2 separate regions of the Homo sapiens genome follow, and region 2 is linked to region 1. A link is an interaction called in ENCODE POLR2A ChIA-PET data of the cell type or tissue named here. Cell type or tissue: PC-3. All regions are shown on one strand. Each heading gives the region's core, and the rest is flanking DNA. Links, peaks and the distances in the headings are about the cores only. Region 1 overlaps ORC2 (origin recognition complex subunit 2). Region 2 overlaps SPATS2L (spermatogenesis associated serine rich 2 like).

Region 1 (11,644 bases), core at 1,206-3,705:
CCAAACTCCAAACGCCTTATTTCATATAGTATTTCCCAAAGCCAAATCTTCTATAAATAATTGGCTAACTCAAGCACATGACAACAGGACTTAAAGACTATTTCTGGTTAACCCTGTCAATTTGCACAACTTCAGTTAGCACAGATATTTTTCCCTCTTACTGACTGCTAAACACGGGTATACTAAGGTACATGAGTTGAAATATTAATTGCATTTTGTTGAATGAATTTTCAGAAAAGAAGAAAATATATATAAAAATTCACAAACAAGGAAAAAAGTAACATGCTCTATCTTGAAGCAACTATGAAAATTCTTTTCAAAGAACTAATGTAATGTCTTACCCTTGCTACTTTGAGGAACGTTTATCGTAATCTCAGGATCATTCTTCAAACTGAATGAAACACTTTTTTGTGGTGTTTTTGCTAGTTCTGAAGCTGTAAACAAAGAAATATATAAAAACCTTTTAAAGGACAACAGTAGATAAAGAGGGAAATAACCTTATTACGCTTACAAAAATTCTTTAAAAACCTCTGTTACTTTTATCAGAAAAATAATCCTACCCATATTAGGAGTAATACTGCTTTCACCTTTATTAGCTGTCTTCCCAGAATCTTCAAATTTTCCTTCATATTACCCACAGATTTCTTTAAAAGAAAATACAAATAACTAACTTTGACCTTGCTGCTTTCTCTAATTACCATACTCTCCTCTCCATCAACCACTTATGTTCCTTTCATTTCTTACCATATATAGTTGAGGCACATCTTTGATGGGGGGTGAGAAAGAAGGGCCAGAAAGTGAGATCTAAAATCAAGTGAAAACTGTGCAGAGTTAAAATTATACTTTAAAATCTTTTAAATCTTCCATAAAGTGTGAACAGTTTATTTTGTGCCAAAAAGTCTATAATACATATAAATAATACATAAAATAGAGTGTTGAACAGATGGCCATTTCTTCAACCGAGAATAAATGGAATAGTGGTCTTTTGTTTAGGGGCCATTTTATTTTTACTTTAACAATTTTCTTTCTCTCGCTTTTTTTTTCTAAAGACCAAAGACCAAATCACTTATAATAGAGGCCATTTTAAATAAAAAAATATAAGTGTTATCTTTAATGATGCTCTCACACTCACACCATGAGAGGCATGTGGAAAATGAACCCAAATGAAGAAACAGATTTACCTTTTCCAAGTTAACTCTCACACTGGGACACTGTTCACTGAGAAAAAGGGCACATACCAAATTAACTGCTTTTTTGCTTTTTTTCTCTAAATGGAGAAGGTGTAGTTAAATTTGTACAAGTGAAAGCCATTTTACTGGCTCCTAAACCTTTCTAACCTGCCCCCATTTTTATCCTCCAGTCTTGAAACTGACCCAAAATACTCATAACAATCTCTACAAATGAATTGGCTGCTTCTTCTTCCTTAATCCCTTCGGTCTTCTATATGATTCACTAAGTTTTTTTTTTTTTTTTAATCTTCCCTTGATATTAATTCCTCCATTTGAGTCTTATGACATTATCCTGGTTCCCAAGCTACTGGTTGTGGTTATTTCATCTCTTCTTCACTGTCCTCAGCCTCCTCAACATTCTAGGCATACTTAAGGCTCAGTCCTTGCTCTTCTCTTTATGTCATTTTTGGATTAAAGGCTGATTCACAGGATAGGGAAAAAACTTCATATGAAAAGAAGCAACAAAAGCAACTTAGCTGAGATCATTTTGGTGTTATACTGAAACATAAAAATGCTCCACCTGATTTTAAATAACTATTAAACTACAAAGGAGCCAGGGAGAAAAGAATAAAAAGGAAGAATTGAAGAGGATTAAGAACAAGATAGTCTCTTTTTTTTTGAGATAGAGTCTTGCTCTGTCGCCCAGGCTGGAGTGCAGTGGTGCGATCTCAGCTCACTGCACCCTCTGCCTCCCAGGTTCAAGCAGTTATCCAGCCTCAGCCTCCTGAGTAGCTGGGATTACACATGTGTGCCATCATGCCCACCTAATTTTTTGTATTTTTAGTAGAGCGGGGGTTTCACCATGCTGGCCAGGCTAGTCTCAAACTCCTGACCTCGTGATCTGCCTGCCTTGGCCTCCCAAAGTGCTGGGATTACAGGTGTGAGCCACCGCGCCCGGCTAAGATAGTCATTTTTGTGAGCACACAGAGATAGGCAGACATTCCAACACCTCTTGGATGACTCAACATGTCTAATAAGCACCAGGCACAATGCCTAGTACAAGTACCTGTCGCCCAGGAGTACACTGGCGTGATCATGGCTCACTGCAGCCTTGACCTCCTGGGCCCAAGCAATCCTCCCACCTCAAACTCCCAAATAGCTGAGACCACAGGCGTGCGCCACTATGCCTAGCTAATTTTTAAATTTTTGTAGAGACTGGGTCTTCCTATGTTGCTCAGGCTGGTTTCAAACTCCTGGCCTCAAGTTCTCCTCCCGCCTCGGCCTCTCAAAGTGCTAAGATTACAAGCATGAGTCACCACGCCCAGCGGTGAATCACTATTTAACACATAACTTTGTGTTTAGTTATGACTATGAATGGCAAAAAGTTACAGTGTTTCTTTATGTCAGGGGTCAGCAAGCTATAAGTCTATGGGGCCAAACCCAGCCTTTCCACTTGTTTTAAGTACAGCTTTATGTAGCCACACCATCCATACGTATTGTCTGTGGCTGCTTTTCAGCTACAACAGCCAAGTTCAGTAGTCACAACAGAGACTGTCTAGCTCACAGAGCTGAAAATATTTACTGTCTGGCCCTTTACAGAAAAAGCTGGCTGACCTTTGCTCTGTATTAATCATCTACATGCACACTTTCAATGCATGTGTACAGTTTTTATTCTTTTCTTGCTCCTATGTCATATTTGTTTTTGATGATATTAAATGAAATGTAATGGCATGGCTGTTGACTCTATTAATAGAAAATTAGACCTGGACATGGTGGCTCAAGCCTATAATCCCAGCACTTTGGGAGACCGAGGTGGGTGGATCACTTGAGTCTAGGAGTTCGAGACCAGACTGGGCAACATGAAGAAACCCTGTCTCTACAAAAGAATAGAAAAATTAGCCAGGTGTGGTGGCGTGTGACTTTAGCCCGAGCTAAAGGGACACTGAGGAAAGGAAGCTGAGGCAGGAAAATTGCTTGAGCCTAGGACATGGAAGTTGCAGCAAGCCAAGATTACACCACACGTTCCAGCCGGGGCAATACAGTGAGACCCTTAAAAAAAATTATGATATTATTTGTGGGCTTGCAAAAAAAAATAGGGCATAAATTTTGTATCTTTATATTCATTATTCTATTAATTCATCTGTATTGTATTTTACACAATAAACTGGTCTCTGTCTAATGATAGCTTTAGATTAGTCTATTATCTGGTCCTATCTAACCAATCTATTTTCTAATTTTTTTAAAAAGATACTTATTTTCTTTTACCTCATTTATATTTATCTGCTCCTCTGTTGATGAACATTTAGCTTGATTCCATATCCTGGATATTGCAAAATAATACTGCAATGAACACGGGAGTGCAGATATCTCTTCGACATACTCATTTCATACCCTTTGGGTATATATCTAGTAGTGGGATTGCTGGATCTCAATCTATTTTTAATTTACCCATTTATTTCTCCAGCCTGACTGAACTCCTCACTTTCTTCTCTACCTGGTACTTCTACTTTTGCTCTTTTGTTTACATTTATTTTCTTACTCTAGATACATTCTCTGTATTTTACAAAGCCTTCCTATCTAACTTATAGTCTATTTCTAGCCCTATATCTTGGTTAGCCCAATTATATGAAAATCTATTTTTTTTTTTAATTTTTTTTTATAGAGACAAGGTCTCACTAGGTTGCACGGGCTGGTCTCAAACTCCTGGGCTTAAGTGATCCTCTTACCTTTTCCTCTCAAAGTGTTGGGATTATAGGTGTGAGCTACCATGCCTGGACAAAATCATCATTTATACTCAGAATAACATATGATTTTCTGGCAGATCATGTTATTTATTAAATATTAAGGCATTCTATTTTACTGATATATTTAGATGTAAACACAATTAGCAACAATACTTAATGAGTCAATGAAATTCATTAAAGAGCATCATAACTAAACAAAGATTATAGAAAGTCTGATCAGTCTGTTAAACTGCGTTCCTGAAATTTCATGGTCATAATAATAAAGACGAAATATCTATAAAACTATCTTCTCATGACTTTAAAATGTGTATTTCTTTCAGATATGATGACAGAAATGCGCAGAATGAGGATAATATTCCAGTTTTATGCAGTGCTTACAAATACAACACATTATCATCTTTAAGTTATGAGCATGCTAATTCTCCAAATGGAGAACTACTACTTGATTACTCCTGTGAGTTCTATTTCACTTTACAATAATAATTCTCCTCTTTCTCCAGTGGTATTTCTTTGTCCTGCACCATTGTCCTAGGGTTTCATTTTGGTCTTGCTGTCTACTTTATCTTTCTAATTATTACATCAGCATTTCTTCTCTGGTTTCTCAGTGCTCCTATACAGGATTCAGTCATTTTTATAGATTTAAAAACTTAATTTCTTGTTTTTTCAGATGGAGTCTCTTTCTGTCACCCAGGCTGGAGTGCAGTGGTGCAATCTTGGCTCACTGCAACCTCCACGTTCTGGGTTCAAGTGATTCTCCTGCCTCAGCCTCCCAGGTAGCCAGAATTACAGGTGTGTGCCACCACACCCAGCTAATTTTTGTATTTTTAGTAGAGCTGGGTTTCACCATGTTGGCCAGGCTGGTCTTGAACTCCTGACCTCAAGTGATCCACCTACCTCGGCCTCCCAAAGTGCTGGGATTACAGGAGCGAGCCACCGCGACCAACCAAAAAAACTTAATTTCTTGATGTAGATAATAAATACTAAGAAACACATCAATTAATGTAAATTATTGTATGTACCATGTTATGTTCAAAATCAGTAATGTATTTAATGTTACACATTTTAGAAAAACTAAACTGATTTTGGCAACTGATTAACTTATATTCAGAAATACAGGTTTTATAATTACTTCTCATATATTCCTCATCAGTGTCAACATTTAACATATTTTATTTTTACTTGACCTTGAATGTTTACATGTGTCATTGGCTACAGTGATTGAATAAAAACAAACCACTGAAGAAATATCCATAGGTGTTTTATAATTATACGTTATAAGCCCTCTTTTTCAACTATTACATTTACCAGGTGGATAATTATTATACTTTTGTTCCTGACTTTTTGGTATTTCCAAACTTTGTATTTATATACCTTTATAATTTTCAAAGTGCTTTCACATATATTATTTCCCTTCCTTACTGCTTTCAAAAATGATGACCCCCTCATACCACAAGATCGAAATACAGTGCCATCTGATTTTTTTGTTTTTGTTTTTTTGAGACAGGGTTTCACTCTGTCACCCAGGCTGGAGTGTAGTGGTGTGATCATGGCTCACTGCAACCTTGAACCCCTAGGCTCAAGTCATCCTCCTGCTTCAGCCTCCCAAGTAGCTGGGACTATAGGCATGTACCACCATGCCTGGCTAATTTTTTAATTTTCTTTTTTTTTTTGAGACTGAGTCTCGCTCTGTCGCCCAGGCTGGAGTGCAGTGGCGCGATCTCGGCTCACTGCAAGCTCCGCCTCCCGGGTTCACGCCATTCTCCTGCCTCAACCTCCCGAGTAGCTGGGACTACAGTCGCCCGCCACCACGCCTGGCTAATTTTTTTTTTTGTATTTTTAGTAGAGACGGGGTTTCACTGTGTTAGCCAGGATGGTCTCGATCTTCTGACCTTGTGATCCACCTGCCTCGGCCTCCCAAAGTGCTGGGATTACAGGCGTGAGCCACTGCACCCAGCCTAATTTTTAAATTTTCTGTAGAGACAGGGTTTCGCTATGTTGCCCAGGCTGGTACTGAACTACTGGCCTCAAGCGATCCTCCTGTCTTGGCCACCCAAAGTGCTGAGATTACAGGCATGAGCTACCATGCCTGGCCTGAATTTTGAAAAATAATTGACAGTTTAATTTTAAGGTTATATGTAATTTATTACAGCTTAGTTCTCTGAAAATCAGCAACTGAAGTGTTAATTGGTATAGGTGGTAACTCAAGTAAGAAAAATGTTAGAAGACCATTACTAATAACTTTATATAAGCATTTTTCTGTAATATAAACAACATTTTTCCATATACAGGGTAAAACTCTGGGTTTTTTTGTTTGTTTGTTTTTTGAGATGGAGTCTTGTTCTGTCACCCAGGCTGGAGTGCAATGGCACAATCTCGGCTCACTGCAACCTCTGCCTCCCAGGTTCAAGTGATTCTCCTGCCTCAGCCTCCTGGATAGCTAGGACTACAGGCACGTGCCACCACGCCTGGCTCATTTTTCGTATTTTTAGTAGAGACGGGGTTTTACCATGTTAGCCAGGCTGGTCTCAAACTCTTGACCTCAAGGGATCTGCCTGCCTCCTGCCTCAGCTTCCCAAAGTGCTGGGATTACAGCCGTGAGCAACCATGCCCAGCAAAACTCTTATTTATTAATCAATTCAGAATATCTCTATGTGATTCTCACTTGTTACTTCAAAAAAATTTGTGAAGAAACTAAGCTATGGCCGGGCATGGTGACTCATGCCTGTAATCCCAGCACTTTGGGAAGCCGAGGTGGGTGGATCACTTGAGGTTTGGAGTTTGAGACCAACCTGGCCAACATGGTGAAACCCCTTCTCTACTAAAAATACAAAAAAATTAGCCGGGTGTGGTGGAGCACACCTGTAGTCTCAGCTACTCAGGAGGCTGAGGCAGGAGAATTGCTTGAACCCAGGAGGTGGAGGTTGCAGTGAGCCGAGATTGCACCACTGCACTCCAGCTTGGGCAACAGAGTGAGACTCCACCTTTAAAAAAAAAAAAAAAGAAACTAAGCTACATATTTTGGAGAGGACTAAAGAAAAACAAAGACTGTGCACATACTACAAGAAGCTTATAATCTAGCTGAAAACAGAAGACATCTGAGCATGAAAAAAACAAATGAACTTAATTGTGCTTAATATAACATCCTTCTTTTAGGGAACGTCTCATTATTCCCTAAACCATAGGGAATCTCTCTTCATTCTTTTAGGAAATGTAGTGGTATAATAATCATGGGGAATGTGGTTAAATCTACCTTAGGAAAGATGAGTAATAGTTATAGAAATCAGAAAAGCAACATACCTAATTTAGCCATCTTTTCAGAGTGTTTTCTATTCTGAAAAGAATAAACTTTATTTCCACCACCTGTAGCAGAGCCATTTTTCAATGATTCTGAAAGAAAAAAATGCAATATACATTTAGGAAAAAAGAACAAAATTAACAGAAAAAAATTTTAACAAAAAAACTTAAGATTTGTACCCCTCATAGCCTTGCATAAAGATTTAACTATATTTATATATAAAATATTTGGAAATACATAGTAAAGAAAACAGGCTATGAAACTGTTTATATAAGTTTTAACATGCTATTCAAAGATACACAGACATCTATGTAAAAATACAAAACCATAGCAAAACCCCAGATTAGAGGGATATGCATTCAATTCCTAGTAACAGTTGTCCCTGGGAAGGGAGGACTAAAGGGAGTTTTTTGGTTATATTTATTTTCTGAAGCAAAGATGAAAAGTACAATTGTTGAGGTTGAGATTTAAACAGCTGTTTTATGGTAGAAGCTTTCTTGGCCGGGCGCAGTGGCTCACACCTGTAATCCCAGCACTTTGGGAGGCTGAGCCAGGTGATCACGAGGTCAGGAGATTGAGAGCATCCTGGCTAACACAGTGAAACCTCGTCTCTACTGAAAATACAAAAAATTAGCCGGGCATGGGGGCACATGCCTGTAGTTCCAGCTACTCAGGAGGCTGAGGCAGAAGAATTGCTTGAACCTGGGAGGCAGAGGTTGCGGTGAGCAGAGATTGTGCCACTGCACTCCAGCCTCGGTGATAAAGTGATAAAGTATCAAAAAAAAAAGCTTTCTTCACAGATCCTGACTTAACTGACATTCTTCAATCTCCTCTTTAAATATCAACTGCTACCTACAACACAGTGAACATTCATTTCTAGTATCCTACTTTCTATCACAGCAATTTCCAACATGTGGCCTGAGGGTTGCTAGGATCCCTGAGGTCAAAATTACTTCGTAATAATACTAAGACATTAATTAACTTTTGACTCTCAAACAAGAGTGTACAGTGAGGTATGCCAGAGACGACATGATGTGATAACAAGTTACCATATTGACTAATGGAATGCGTGAAGAAGAAAATCCAGTTGCCTTCAATGAAGCCAGACATTAAAAATAGAAAACAATGCCCTCCTCATTAAGTTATTGAAAGTTGTTTTCATTTAAATATATGTAATTTTTGTCAATACTTAATGGATTTATTAGAAAATGGTGTCAAACTTTCCAAAGTGTGTGCTCATCCTCCTTATTAAGCTTTCCTAGTGATCTGTATTTCCACCAACGCTTGGTTTTATCCAAACTCCTTAATCTTTGTCAAACAATGGGTATAAACTGAAGAGAGGCGTCTTAAATTTGTATTTCCTTAATCATTAATGACACTGAACATTTTTTTACAGGTTTCTTCTCAGAAAAAATATCTTCTTTACGCTGTGGCTTGTCTTTACACTCTTTTTATGGTGTCATTTGAAGGAAAGTGCTGGTTTCTTATAAAATAGACTTTACACTAGTCTTTTTACTGTCTCCACAGTTTTGCATTTTCCAGAATGTCATATAGTTGGAATCATACAGTATGTAGCCTTTTCAGATTGGCTTATTTCACTTAGTAACATACTTTTAAGGTCCTTTCATATCTTGTTCATGGCTTGATAGCTCTTTTTTATTTAAGTGCTGAATACTCCATGGTCAGGATGTGCCAGTTTGTTCATCCATTCATCTACTGAACGACCTCTTTGTTGCTTCCAAGTTTTGGCCATTGTGAATGAAATTGCTATAAAGGTCCACCTGCAGGTTTTTGTGTGGACATAAGTATTCAACTCATTTGGGTAAATACTAAGAAACATAACTACTGGATTATATAGTTAGAGTATGTTGAGTTTCATAAGCAGCAGCACAGCTGTTTTTCATGGGGCTGCACCATTTTGCATTAACTAGAGATAAATGAGTTCTTGCTGCTCCACATCCTAATCAGTATTTGGTGGTATTCGTGTTTTGGATTTTGGCTATTCTAATAGGTGTATAGTGGTATCTCATTTTGTTTTAATTTGCAATTCCCTAATGATATGATATTGAGCATATTTTCATATGCTTATTGGCCATCTGTTTATTTTCCTTGGTAATAAAGAATAAAAATAGATGGCAAATAAGCATATGGTATCTGTTCAAATACCTATTTGCCTATTTTTTAATTAAATTGTTTTCTTATTGCTGAATTTTAAAAGCTCTTTGTATATTTTGGATTAAAAGTCCTTTATCAGACATGTCTTCTGCAACATTTTCTTCTAGTCTGTAGTCTTCTCACTTTCTTGAGAAACAATGAATTTTAATTAGTTGAATTTGTCAATCTTTTCTTTTGATTACATATTTTCTAAGAAAACTTTCTGTAATCAAGACCAAAACCATATTCTCTTATATTTTTGTCTAAAAGCATTTACAATTTGCTTTTCATGTTTAAATAATTAAGGTAATTAATCTGTTTATAAAGGGAGGTAGAGGGCCTTTTTTTTAAAATGGGAATATACAATTGTCCCATCACCATTTACTGACCAGTTCATCACTAGCCCAGTGATCTGCAATGCTACTTCTACAGTATATCTAGTTTTCATATATGCACAAATCTATTTATGGAGAACTTGTTACTGCAATGATAGAACTACAACTAGAATATATAATTAGAATATAGAATGTATAACTATATATTTATATAATTTATTTATTTATTTATTTTTTGAGACGGAGTCTCACTCTGTCGCCCAGGCTGGAGTGCAGTGGCACGATCTAGGCTCACTGCAAGCTCTGCCTCCTGGGTTCATGCCATTCTCCTGCCTCCACCTCCCGAGTAGCTGGGACTACAGTCGCCCGCCACCACACCCGGCTAATTTTTTTTGTATTTTTAGTAGGGACAGGGTTTCACTGTGTTAGCCAGGATGGTCTCGATCTCCTGACCTCATGATCCACCCACCTTGGCCTCCCAAAGTGCTGGGATTACAGGCATGAGCCACCGCGCCCGGCCTATATAATTTATTTTTGTCTGAATGTCAAATATAGACAAAATATAAACTTGAAAAAGTTATTAACTAAAACAACTGGTTTTAAATAAGGTGAGAATGAGAAACTGTAAAAGATTTAAGAGAAAATTTGAGAAACATGAAAGCCTACTACACTCAGATAGCATCAAAAGTATCATTAAGTTATCAGTTTATTGGAAGAAAATGAAACTGGAAAATTCCAGTTGATGCATTATGGATATGATAGCTTAAAAATTAAAAAAAAAAAAAGCAGGCTGGGCATAATTGCTTACACCTCTAATCTCAGCACTTTGGATAGGCTGAGGCTGGCAGATCACTTGAGCCTAGGGGTTTGAGACCAGCCTGGTCAACATGGTGAGACTCCACCTCTACAAAATATACAAAAACTAGCCAGGCATGGTGGTCCGCACCTGTAGTTGCAGCTACTCAGGAGGCTTAGGTGGGAGGATCACCTGAGCCCAGGGAGGCTAAGGTTGCAGTGAGCCTTGATTGTGCCACTGCACTCCAGCCTAGGTGACAGAGTGAGACCCTGTCTCAAAAAAAAAAAAAAAAAAAAAGGCAATACTGTTCAACCAGCTGATCTCCAACAAACTTACATTCAAAGACTCAAGTCCTACATCAAAATCAATCACTACTGCATTAGTTACACTAATAAAAAGTTACAAACAATCCAAAAGTATAATATAGAAAACCACACATTATTTATATATTAGAATGCAATACTACTAGCTATTACAGTTCTTTTTGTCCGAAGACTGACCTCTGAGAATTTAACGATATGTTAAATTTAAAAGAAAATAAAACCACCGCCTCATATCCATTAAAAGGGCTACTGTTTTTTTTTTTTTTTAAAAAAGGAAATAGGTGTTGGTAAGAACGTGGAGAAATTGGAACCCTTGTACACTGTAGGTTGATATGTAAAATGGTGCAGCCACTGTGCAAAAAGTATGGTGGTTCCTTAAAAAATTAAAAATAGAATTAGCACATGATCCAGCATTTCCACTTATGGGTATAAACCCCAAAGAATTGAATGCAGGGTCACAAAGAGGTATTTGTACACCCATGTTCATAGCAGCATCATTCGCAATACCCAAAAGGTTGAAGCAACCCAAGTGTCCATCTACAGATGAATAAATTTCAGTTTTGTACAATGAGAAAAGTTTGGGAGATTGGTTACAAATGGTGTGAATGTACCTAATGCCACTGAACCCATACACTTTAAAAATGGTTCAGATGCTAAGCTTTTTTGTGTGTGTATGAGATAAATTCTTGCTCTGTCACCCATGCTAGTGTGCAATGGTGTGATTGTGGCTCACTGCAGCCTCAACCTCCTGGGCTCCAGTGATCCTCCCACTTCAGCCTTCTGAGCAGCTAGGACTACAGGTGCATGCCACCACGCCCAGCTAATTTT
Region 2 (11,644 bases), core at 4,876-7,375, 550 kb before region 1:
TGGGTTGGGCGCCATGGTGCTGATCGAGGATTGGCAGCCCCTTTCCTAATATCTGTTGAGATAGAACAGCTCCTAAAGTTGGACCATGGAAAGGAAAAGCACTTTAAAGAATCAGACTCATAGCAATTGATCCCTGCAAAACATGGCTGGTGGACAGACCAATATGGTAGGCAGAGCAGCCGACATTAGAGTGTCTTATTCAAAACAGAGGTGGCATCATGCCAATGAGGGAAAATAGGCTGATCTGTTAGCACACAGATCACAGAGGTTCAGTGTAAATGCTCCATGCATAGGCTTAAGAGCCACAGTCATCCCACTCCTCATGAGCAGTGTCAGATGTCTACCTGACAATTAACAGTAGTGTTTTCCCACTGCATTTCCGTAACTTATAAAAATGTTGGCACTATTTTGAAAGAGGGTGATGACAATGGAAGTAGTGCTTCTCTAACTTATTTAGTGAATTCCATCTTCCCATGTCAAAAGGTTAATAGATTTCTCAACTCAATGAAATAAATCATAATAAACAACTGAAAATTCTGAACGTTTATAATTTGACATTGATTTATTTTAGTATACTTACTGTCTTTAGTTATTAGCTTTTATGGCCTAAAAATTTTTATGATTAGTTTGTTTCTCAATCTGTCACACAGAGCAATGACATTTTAATTCTCAAAATTAAGAATAACAACTGTTATGTCTTAGATTACAAGCTTGTAGAGATCAGATAAAACATCTATTTAGTGTTGGTGATGCAGTATCTAGTCGAGCACTGTGGGAAATTAATTACTTCATAAGAAGTGTTGGAATCCAATGAGTTCATCAGCTGTCTCTAGTGGGTCCTCTATTGGATGAATTCGAGTAGGTGCTTTGGTGAGGAAATGATTCCTGCCTTCATGCAGCTTTTAGTCCAAAGAAGCAGGTAGCTAATGATTTCAGGTTTAATATTCAAGACAACTGAAACTTAAAATTGACAATCATTTTAACTGTTTCATTTTAAAATATCTCTACCTTGTTGGATTATAACGATAAGGATTTAAATTGAAAATATGGTTGCAATCAGAGTCTGGTCTCTTCGGCATAACATACATCCCCTGCATGAGTGGACCCCGTCCACCTTTTACACCCTTATCCACTGCCGCATCTCCACGCATCTCTCATTCGCCACCCTGACCTTGAATGTGTCTGCCTCCTTTGCAAAGGCTGTTTCCTCTGTCTGGGATGTCCTCCTCAGGGACTCAACTCTCTTCTTTCTCCTACCCTGCCTGAATGATTCGCCCTTCCTCTGTCATTCACCTTGTACTTCTGTGGGCTTCTCTGCATTCTCCACTGCAGCTGTTATTCCACGGAGTGTAATTGTTAGTTGTGGCTCTGTCTCCCCATGTGAGACTGTGCTTCTTGGAGGCAGAGAATGGGTCTTACTATTACTATTCTTGGGTTTGATACATAGTTGACCCCCAGATAGAGTTAGATAAATGAATGAATAATGAATGAATGGACACGCCTGCTTGAATTGTTAAGTTCTTTAGAGACTTCATTTCCCATTTACGATGTTTTGCAAAATCTCAAGTCTTCTTGAAAAATGAAATGTAGGTTAATGGAAATGTCATCTCATTTTAGTACTCTTTTTGCTATTAAATAAAGCATATTTTAAATTGCTTCTAAAAACAGAAACTTGGGTTACTTACGTTGACCACCTGTGGTTCTTCAGAAAAGTAGTATGTTTACATAATCATCAAATACAGGTGGTCTCAGGTAGGCTTCACAATACCAAATGAGGTCCTTTGCTGAGTAACCGGTCATATCCTGCTGCATGAAATAAAAAAATAAAGGGAGAAAAAAATTCCCCAAATGTCACTCTGTGAAGGTGAGCTATCAGAACAAAATCTTTGGGCTAATCTGATCTTATATTTAGGGCATACTCATTTTTTAATAGCTTCTTTTCTAAATAATGTATTTTTAAAGAAATTGAATACTAGAAATTTATAGATGATTTCAGTGTACAGCTTAATAGTCACTGTTAGATTATTTCTGTGTAAAATATGTGGGTACCAAGGTAAATTAGATTTATAAATGTTTAAATAATTTTAACTGAATAAGAAAGGATTATTAGAACTGGTATAGACAAAATAGAAATTTTAGTCAGATATTTTTAATGCATTCCCATAAATCAGTTTAAATAGAATACAATTCAGCAGTAAAACTTGGTGATGGAAAGTAAAGAAGATCTTTGTAAATGGGGTTAATAGTTGCAAAGTGTCCAATTATGCACTGATAACTAATTCCAATGAGTGACCTCTAAGCCACTTTAGAGGACCCAGTACACTTGGGAAGTGATCTCCAACAAGGTAAGGCTGTGGAAAGAGTGTGGAGTTTGGAGACAGAAGTCAGAGATTATTAGTTGAGCACCCTGAAATAAGCCACTTAACTTTTCTGGGCCTCAATTTCCTAATCTGTAAATTGGACATGATAATAAAATCTGCCTCACAAAGTCATCAAGTACAATAATAAATGTAGAGCTGCTTTATGAGCTCTTAACGATATAAACTAGAAAGAATCTGGGGGAGCTTATCTGTTTATTTCACAATTAAAAAATGGAAAAAGAGCTCTAGTTAATTAACATTTTTGTTTGAGGCCTGGCATGGTGGCTCACACCTGCACTTTGGGAGGCCAAGGCAGGCAGATCACCTGAGGTTAGGAGATCGAGACCAGCCTGGCCAACATGGCGAAACCCCGTCTCTACTAAAAATACAAAAATTAGCTGGGAGTGGTGGTGGACACCTATAATCCCAACTCCTTGGGAGGCTGAGGCAGGAGAATCTCTTGAACCCAGGGAGCAGATGTTGCAGTGAGTGGAGAGCATGCTACTTCACTCCAGCCTGGGCAAAAGAGTGAGACTCGATCTGGAAAAAAAAAAAAAAAAAAAAAAATATATATATATATATATATATATATATATATATTTTCCCATAGAACCAAGATTGGAAAGAAAAAGTAAAAAGACCAAATGAGAAAAAGAACATAAAAGCGAACTTGACTTTTTCAAACGTTTATAGCTATTGCTGAGCCTACAAAAAATAAGTGAGACTAGACAATACGATGATATGGAAATGGGGAACAGCTCAGTCTATAATGTCATCGCTGAGCTGCGCCACTCACTGTGAATAGCTTTTAGAACTGTTACAGTTATAGAGGTAAATTGGTTTATAAACAATAATTGTGTAGAATCATTCAAATAAAAAACAAGGAATAGTAAAAAGGAGAAAAGTCTCTTGTCCAGAGAGGTGACATATTCAATGTCTCTGCAGATGATGGAGATAGAAGGTGTTCATGTCTGTGTGTCGTGGTGTCTGTCCCCAACGGATGAGCAGATTTTTAATTATTTTTGAATAAATATGTACTATTTTATTATTTTTTCTTGTAACTCTCTTGATCTGCATTTTACAGAGTAGTGACATATAGTTCAAATCTTTATGTGGGGTGGAGTATGGTCAGAAAAATCCAAGCATTTGATTAGAGAGAGTACAGAAGAAACCCATCATTATGCATCTTTAAAACATTAACTCCATTTAATAGATAACTCGCTTCATGGGATTTGACACAAGTTTTAATGCTAAGTAGTTGTTTTGAAAGTGCAAACCATGGAAGCTTTGGGGAAAAATTTGCAGGAGTGTAGAAGTCAATTTAGTCCAACCCTTGGATTCAAACAAGAACACAAGCCACACAGCTTTCAGATTTCACCATGAAACAGGTTCTTGTCATCATTTTCTCATAGGAAAGGGTCATTAAATTTCCCATTAACAGAAAGGAGAAACATTGACAATAGTTGTTGCCTAATGCTTATGTACAGAACTGCTGTTACTGTTGCTTGGCAACTAGAAGAGATTTGACAAGGAGTCTAAAGGAACTGAATGAATAAATGGAAATGTCAGCCTCAGTTTCAGGGGATAAGAAGAAATTTACTATTGTAGGATTAGCATCGCATTGCTTTTTCCAGGCTACATGATCGGAATTCACAGTGTTTCTCTCCTGCTTCTCCTGCCTCTCCACCCCCACTCCTTCCAGTCTTTCCTGGTAGCCCCTGTGCACTGCAGCTGAGAGGTATATATAAGATAGATGGTTAATGCTAAAGAATACAAGAGCATGTCGAAAATGAAACCCTGTGGCAGCAGGAAGAAGTAACTTCTATTCACAATCCCTTGGGATTTATAGGTAGTTTACCAACATTCTAGTTATTTCTCACCATGATCCTTCGTATTAAATTATTCAGTTTTTACGGAGAAGAAAATGACAATGTTGGAAGGCTGTAACAATGGTTCCTTCTCTCCTAACCTTGTACACTGGAAATCTGTTCGGATAGATTAGACAGACAGGTAGACAGACAAACAGATAGATGCATAAACTCAGACCTTAAAATTGTTATTGTTTGTATTATTATTAAAACCACATTTTCTCTGTAAATCATTGCTCCTTAACTTGATTATAAGCTCCTAGTGGACTTTTGATTTATTTGTGTACTTATCCTATAGTAATATATTATTATATAATAATAATATCATAGACTTTGTGCCCCCCAAATATTGGCTAATTAATCAGTGTTAAATAATTTAGCCACTATTGTCTAATGGTAATTCTCAACTCATAGGGAGGAAGAAGGAAGTGGGACATGCTTCCTGGGTCTAGGGCAAGTATTAGAATGTCAGTGGGGGAAAAGATAGGTATAATTAGAAAAAAAAACCCACATATTTGTTTTCTTTTGAGTCATCCAAGAGACAGATGCCAAGATGAGATGGGATTAAAAGAGATGGGGAAGAGGGTAGGCAGCCAGAGCAGGCAGGGAGAGGCTTTAGACTTCCATGCAAATCTGATAGCTTGAAAGAAGAGGGAGAAGAAAGGAAAATCGAGCAGAGAATGTCTCAAACTTACAATGCAGTATTGAATTTCGGCAGGCTGATGAGGAGTGTTTAGGCCAACGTTGCCCACTGGGGGAATGTTCAGAAATGAGCTTTCACGAGTCCCCAGCCTCCTCAGCTGTTAACTAGCAACCTCCTGGGGGGAGTGTGGCTGGGGTGCAAATGCACTGGGGGACCCAAGAGGAGTGGCAGCTAGGCTGTCAGTCAACTGTGTTGATTTCCGTAGCTGCCACAATACCTCAGAGTGTAACAAAATACATATGTATATATTTAAAAAGGAAATTGGAATACCTATTTTGGAATTCAACTATATGAGAAAAGCTTGAGATTTTTATGTTTATTGAAAAGAATAAATTAAAAGTTTGGGAGCCATCATTCTAAAGTAAATAGTAAATTAAAATGCAAACTCTAGAATTTCCCATCCTTTAGCAAACCAAGTCATACTGTCACTAGTATGGGAAGTCTTCTCAACTTCTAGGGTGAACAATGATTCAGTAATCTTATTCTCCATTAAAAGTATACTTTGTTTCAAACCACATTATAAAGTAACAAAGGGACATCATTATACTGAAAAACTGTCCTTTGTGTACAATGTGTATACATTGTATTTATTCACTTGGCTTCAATGTTTTAATCTGCCAAACGATGGGAGTTCATGTAGATGAACTCCAAAATCCTTTGCAGCTCTATCATTGGATGAACCTGTGGTCTTTCCCACCTCCTACGCACTGGCACTGTGAAAGACCAAAAGGGAGACTGTGCTGCGGATCAGAGAACATGGGCACCAACCTGAGTCCTGATACAAACTGGATGCCTCAGGTTGAACTTAGCACGTAACCTCTCAGTATGTCAGTTTCTTATAAAATAACGGAACCTGATCGAACCATCTTAAAGGTCCATGTGTGGTTCACTGGCATAACATTTCTGATGCCCTCCTGTCTTAGGGATGCTTCGGAACTCTGCTTCTCAATCCTTGAAGGTAATTATCAAAAATATATTGAAATGATGATTTAGGATCAATTATATAACTTAATGTTTTTCTTTCTTTTTAAAAACATTATGCTAAGCACATTTAACATGAAATTTACCCTCTTATTGTGTTTTTAAATGTACAATACAATGTTGTTAGTCATAGGGACAGTGCCTCTAGAGCTTACTCATCTTGCATAACTGAAATTTCATACCCATTGAACAGCAGTTCTCCATTTCCTCCTCCTTCCAGGCCCTGGAAACCACCATCCTACTCCCTGCTTCTATGAGTTTGACTATTTTACATGCTTCATATGAGGGGAGTCGTGTAGTATTTGTCCTGTGCTGGGCTGATTCCACTTAGCATAGCATCCTCAAGATTCATCAGTGTTGTCATGTTGTTGCACATTGCAGGGTTTCCTTTTGTAAGGCTAAATAATATTCCACTGTGTATATATACCACATTCTTTATCCACTCATCTTCCGATGGACAATTGTAGTTTTTAAAATTTTTAGTGGCTCAAATTGTAATTTCAGGAATTTGGCAAATGCTGACTAGTTTTAATTCTTTTTTACTGCCTTTAGAGGAAAAGCAAACAAATAAACTCATAAAATCATTGGGAAAACAAGATCTGGCCAATCAGATGATAATTTTGACTGGTGTTCAAATCATCATGCTCTTTTTTAATTGATCAAACCTGTTAAAATGAAAAATGATATGTAGGTGAACAAATAAACTCCCCTCAAAGAGAGAGAGTGTGCTTCTAGTTTCCATGGTGTTTAAATCATCGGCTTCCTCTACACCACAGTGAAGAAATATCCAAGGTTAATATAATTTAGAGATTAACCCAACTCCCTTATTCTGGTATTGACTAAAAAATAATTAACTCCTTTATTCTGGTATTGGTTAAAGGGTAATAGTGACTTATACCTTTATGGTACTCTTTATCTGAAAAGTTCTGTGAATGAGCAGGAAAAAAAAATCCCTCAGGGAGAGTGAATGTCAATAATTACCATTTCCCCCCTCCAAGTGGAGACTTTAAATTGCAAAGAAAATGAGAAGAAAGATTTTACTGAATATTCTAAGTTAGAAGCAGAAGATTAAAGTGTCTTAGTATTCTACTCTGATTAAAATACCAAAAACAAAATGCCAAAAACAAAATGCCTTGAATGAAGATAACATTTTTTTGTCCTCAGTAATAAATTAAAGTATAGAATTCATCAGTGATAGTGGCTAGACAGAATATTTACCTAAGTCCTAATACCATGTAGGTATAACCAGCTGGCTGAAAACAGACCTCCAGTGGACTCAAGGACTCAGTGTACCCTAAAATTATGTGCAAGTCTAACTGGTAGTTCTGGGAAAATATGAGAAGAATCAAGAGCAATTATAGAAAACATGTAGGTATATACTGAATATATGCTAACTAAATGGATGAAATGAGATATGTATTAAGCTCATTGCTTGTTTAAACGTAGATCAAAGAGACTGTTGCTAACAATGATTTGAGAGTTATATGTATATATTTAAACTTCCCAGTGTCAGATTAAAAATCAAAATTCTGATATAAAAAGTTGATCATGGACTAAATTTAAAGATTTAAAATACTTTAGTTCATTTTAATTTTACTTTTTTGTGTGTGGGAGACTGAAGTTTTATTATTACTCAAATCAGTCTCCAATTTTACTATTTTTTTTAGATAGGAGAGAAGTCCATTTGAATATCTCTTACTCTATAAGTCATCAGCTCATTTCTAGGAATTAAAGAAGTTGTATTTAACAGAAACTATCAATTTTCATTTAGTATTATTGTAACTGTTAAATAAATTTGCTTTTTTTCCAAATGTTCAGTGACTTGACAAAGTATAGACGAAGAATTGGTAAAAAGAAATCTGGGTTGTTGATTTCATTATCTTTAACTATTTGAAGCCAACTGTATTTTTCAAAGAGACAACAATAGTATCTTCCCCCATTAAAAGATGGAGCCTGCCTCTCCCCTTAAAACTGGGCAGACTTTTGTAGCTGGTTGATCAGTATAGTAGGAAGGAAAAGACTTCCAAAGCCAGGTGATTCTGCTACTTCTTCACCAGGTGGGATATTGCAGTGGCTCTCTGGGCTGCCATGTAAACAGTCTGACTGTTCCACCATGCTTCAAGGAAGCCCAGACTAGCCCATCAACACAGACCACTTGGAGAAACCTTGAGACTGCACAAGGAGAGAGAGGCTCAGACACACCCCATCTGCAGCAGCATCCCTCCCCACCCACCATCCATCTCCATGAGAGACCCTGAGGCAGACTGCTCCACCAAATTCCTCCCTAATTCCTAAGCCACAGAAATAGTGAAAAATAGATTGTTGTTCTGAGCCACAAAATTTTGGACACTTGTTATGCAGCAGTGGATACCTGGGATGGATACCCTCTTACAGAGAGAGAGCGTGCCCTCTCGAAGAGTTTTGCTTTACAGAAAGTAAAACTGTTCTAAACTAGAACTGGTATTTTTGAAATTATAATATTACATAAATAATGGAAAGGGGTGGGTGCGTAGTGAGTACACTCAGGTAAATGAGTTGACAGGTGAGCAGTTACACTTAAAAAGAGATCTGTCCTGTGCCACCTTCTCTCCTTTGCCTCATCCACTGTCCCTTACCTATCTATGACTTTCATGATTTCTCACTCACGGTTCTCAATTCTGGATGGATATTAGAGTCCCTGGGAAATTTTTTTTTTAAGGAATGCCAAGTCCCAGATTTGATATCTGGAGTGGGGCTCAGGTTTAGCTATGTTTTGAAAATTCACCAAGTAATTCCAGTTTGCAGCCAGGGTTGAGACTCAGTTTGATGCTGATGGTGCCAAAATCTCTATCCCTGGCTCAGTTCTTTTCTGGAGCTCCAGATTTACAGATTCAGCTGCCTCTTAGATATCTGGACATGGATGTCTCACAGGCTCCCAAAAGAGTAAAGCTACCACCACTGGTCCCTTCTCAGGAAATGACCCCACCAGCCACATAGACAATCAAGCCAGAAACCAAGGAATCACCCATGTGCCTTCATCTTCCCCATTCCCTGCATCTAGTTAAATGCAAATCAATTGCTTCCTCCCAAGAAATTTGTGAGTCTTTTTCTACACTGCCCCATCTTGGTCCATTTTCTCTCCCCTGGACAGTATTAGAATCCTAACAGGAATCCATTTGATCTCCTCCAACACATTCACAAAGAAACTGGAATGACCTTTAATATACAAGCATCATGTTCCTCCCCTGAGTAAAGCTCTTCAATGGCTTGCCCTTAGAATAAGCCTCAAAATTATAAGTCTTCCAGGGCCTTGCCCACTTTTGCTTTGTGCCTTTCTTCTCCAGCATCACCCACAGTCCCCCTCCTTTTCATACTTAATGCTCCAGCAATCTTTGACCTTCATTCCTTTGAGCATGTTCTTCCAGTCACTCAGTCCTATCTCTTCATAGACGTTGTGCCCTCTTCCTGGAATGTTCCACCTTCCCTCCCATTCCCCTGGCCTAACTATAGTGCTACTAACCCATCATTCTCGGTTTAAGCTAACTTCAGTCCTTGGAGGGGGCTTCCCTTACTCTCTAGACTAGGACAGGTCCCCTGTTATAGATGCCAGAGCATCCTTACTGCTTCTTCTATAACATTCATCAAACATTTGCCTTCCTAGACTATAAACCCCAATGCATCTGTCACTGCTGCAGTCCAGCTTCTGAGTCTGTGCATTGTGACTGACTGAAGAAATGAATGAACCAGGTATTAAAAGATTAATTTCAACTTTGAGGGAAGTTTTTATGGTAATACTCTAGCCTCTGTACTTGGCCATGGCCTACACAAAATTCAAATAACAAATCTAAGATATAGAGGATGTCAACTGATTTTTAAAATGATACAAAATTGGAAGGAATGGCTGAAACATTCCTGTTTATCATGGGGCAAAATGCAAGGTTCTAAAACATAACAGTTGGCTGGAGTGATATGTCAGAACTTACATATTGAAATTTAAGAAAGATGAATATAAAATCCTACCTTTGTGTTCTAGTCATTGCACAAGTAAAGGCCCGGGGACACTTGTCTCAAACTCAACGGAAGGAGAGTCAGTAGCAAGTAACCTGCATTTGACCTAGTGATTAATTAATGTGGCTCCTAAAATTGCTGATGCCACCTTAGACTCCCTTAATGGATAAACGGGGCCCAACCAAGGCAGGTGCAGGTCTCACAGTCCTCTGCTCTAATCCAACCACTTCTGGAGCAATGTGCTTCTCTTATAGCAACATATTTTAACAGGATATGCTCAGGTGAGCTTGATCAGATAGTAAAAACTTAGGAGGCACAGCTTATGAAAAATTGCAGAAGAGCACGTTTACTCTATAAAGATGGAATTGTGGAGAACACTTTAGTTCTTTTTAAAAAGCAAAGGGCTGGACTGCAGAAAAGGGGTTATACTTACACACCAGCAAGCAGCACTGGGACCACATACTGGCAATGTCTAACATCCCTTCTCTGAGCATGTCCTTATCATTGACCTCTCTCATCTTCTAATTCTCTTTAACATCTGTTCTTTCTTGTCCCTTAGCCTTTCTCTAGTGTTCCAATTCATCCTCCCCCTTCATAGACCACAGATGCCTTCATCAGACACCTTAGTGATACTCAGCCCCTATGTTTCTGAGCCCTAAAATCTACCACTACATTTCTTACAGTTCAGTTTGTAACTATGGATGATTGCTTTGCTCCTGCTTCTGGCTTGTTGAGAATTGCTGGGGAAAGCCATGCCGATCGGCACCGTAACAGATCTGTGCAGTCCAGCACCATGGACCCACAGGCCTGCTCAGCATTCCATCATTCATCAAGGTCATTTCCTATCTCATTTCCATAAGGGCAGCTCTAAACCTTTCTCCACTTTTTAAGCCCCAAAGCGAATTCTAAAACTCTCACGCAGAGGAATGGTTTCCATAAATTTTCCCCTTCACAATCTGAAATTTTTATTATGTCTTCACTCTCACTTCTCCTTTTCTCCTTTCTCTGAATTCTTAGAAAAACAGAAGAACCTCCCTTCCATTCCACATGGGTTTTGATGACGTTTCTCTTATTTCCAGTGGAAGCTTGTTTCATAATTTATCTCCTCTCTTCCCCTCTTCTAATTCTTTCTCACTGCCATCTCCTTCCCTCTATCAGTGAACACGCTCAGCACTTTGGGGAGATTAATTGTGCAATGACTGTTTTAAGACAGATTGGAGAGAGGAGAAACCAAGCCAGAGAATCCCATTAGGAGGCCTTTTCCAGAGTCCAGGTGAAAGATAGGGGAACCTGTCTGGGTTAATGAAAGAAAGAATAGGGAGCAGGTAAGATTCAGAGAGAACGTTGTTACCAGAATGATGTGCTAGTTATTTATGACTTTGCCTTATTTTCCTTACTCTTTTGTCAGCTCGTTGGATGCAAAGATTGTGTGAGATTCATTTCACTTTCCCTCACAAAATGTGGCTTGAATGAGTGAATGGCTAGAATTCCCCCAAACCTTTGTGGAGAGGGTTGCCATCTGGAAGGTATATTTTTTTAAAAGGTAATAGTTGGTGGGATAGGGAAAGACATCTCCTTATAAGGAGGGAGGAAGAGAAGTGTAGGCCTTTGTTTCTCAAAGTGTGGTCCATTGCATTCATTTCCAGTTGCTGCTGTAACAAACTGCCACAACTTCAGCAGCTTAAAACAACACACATTGATTATCTTCTAGTTCTGGAGGTCAGAAGTCCGAATGGGTCTCATTG

What was found. Peaks named below come from ENCODE experiments on the same cell type or tissue, not always from the same donor. Only the 100,000 strongest peaks of a DNase experiment are listed, where the experiment ranks them.
Region 2: POLR2A ChIA-PET joins it to region 1 with 5 read pairs; 1 of 35 experiments calls an interaction of 5 or more read pairs at or near these places.

The regions. Positions count from the first base shown.
Region 1 is chr2:200,942,344-200,953,987 of GRCh38, forward strand. ORC2 (origin recognition complex subunit 2) reads right to left here. Exons shown (of 18, transcript NM_006190.5): 5 at 7,211-7,300; 6 at 342-434. Among named protein-coding and RNA genes, the nearest start is that of ORC2, 15 kb to the right of the region's middle. In PC-3, for the core only: no CTCF peak of the experiment used is centred there; a DNase peak (open chromatin) is centred at 2,648; H3K27ac peaks cover 1,450 bases.
Region 2 is chr2:200,393,108-200,404,751 of GRCh38, forward strand. The region is part of intron 3 of SPATS2L (spermatogenesis associated serine rich 2 like); the gene reads left to right. LOC101927741 (a long non-coding RNA gene) reads right to left here. Exons shown (of 7, transcript XR_007088047.1): 7 at 3,548-11,644. Among named protein-coding and RNA genes, the nearest start is that of SPATS2L, 92 kb to the left of the region's middle. In PC-3, for the core only: no CTCF peak of the experiment used is centred there; a DNase peak (open chromatin) is centred at 6,124; H3K4me3 peaks cover 296 bases; H3K27ac peaks cover 2,005 bases.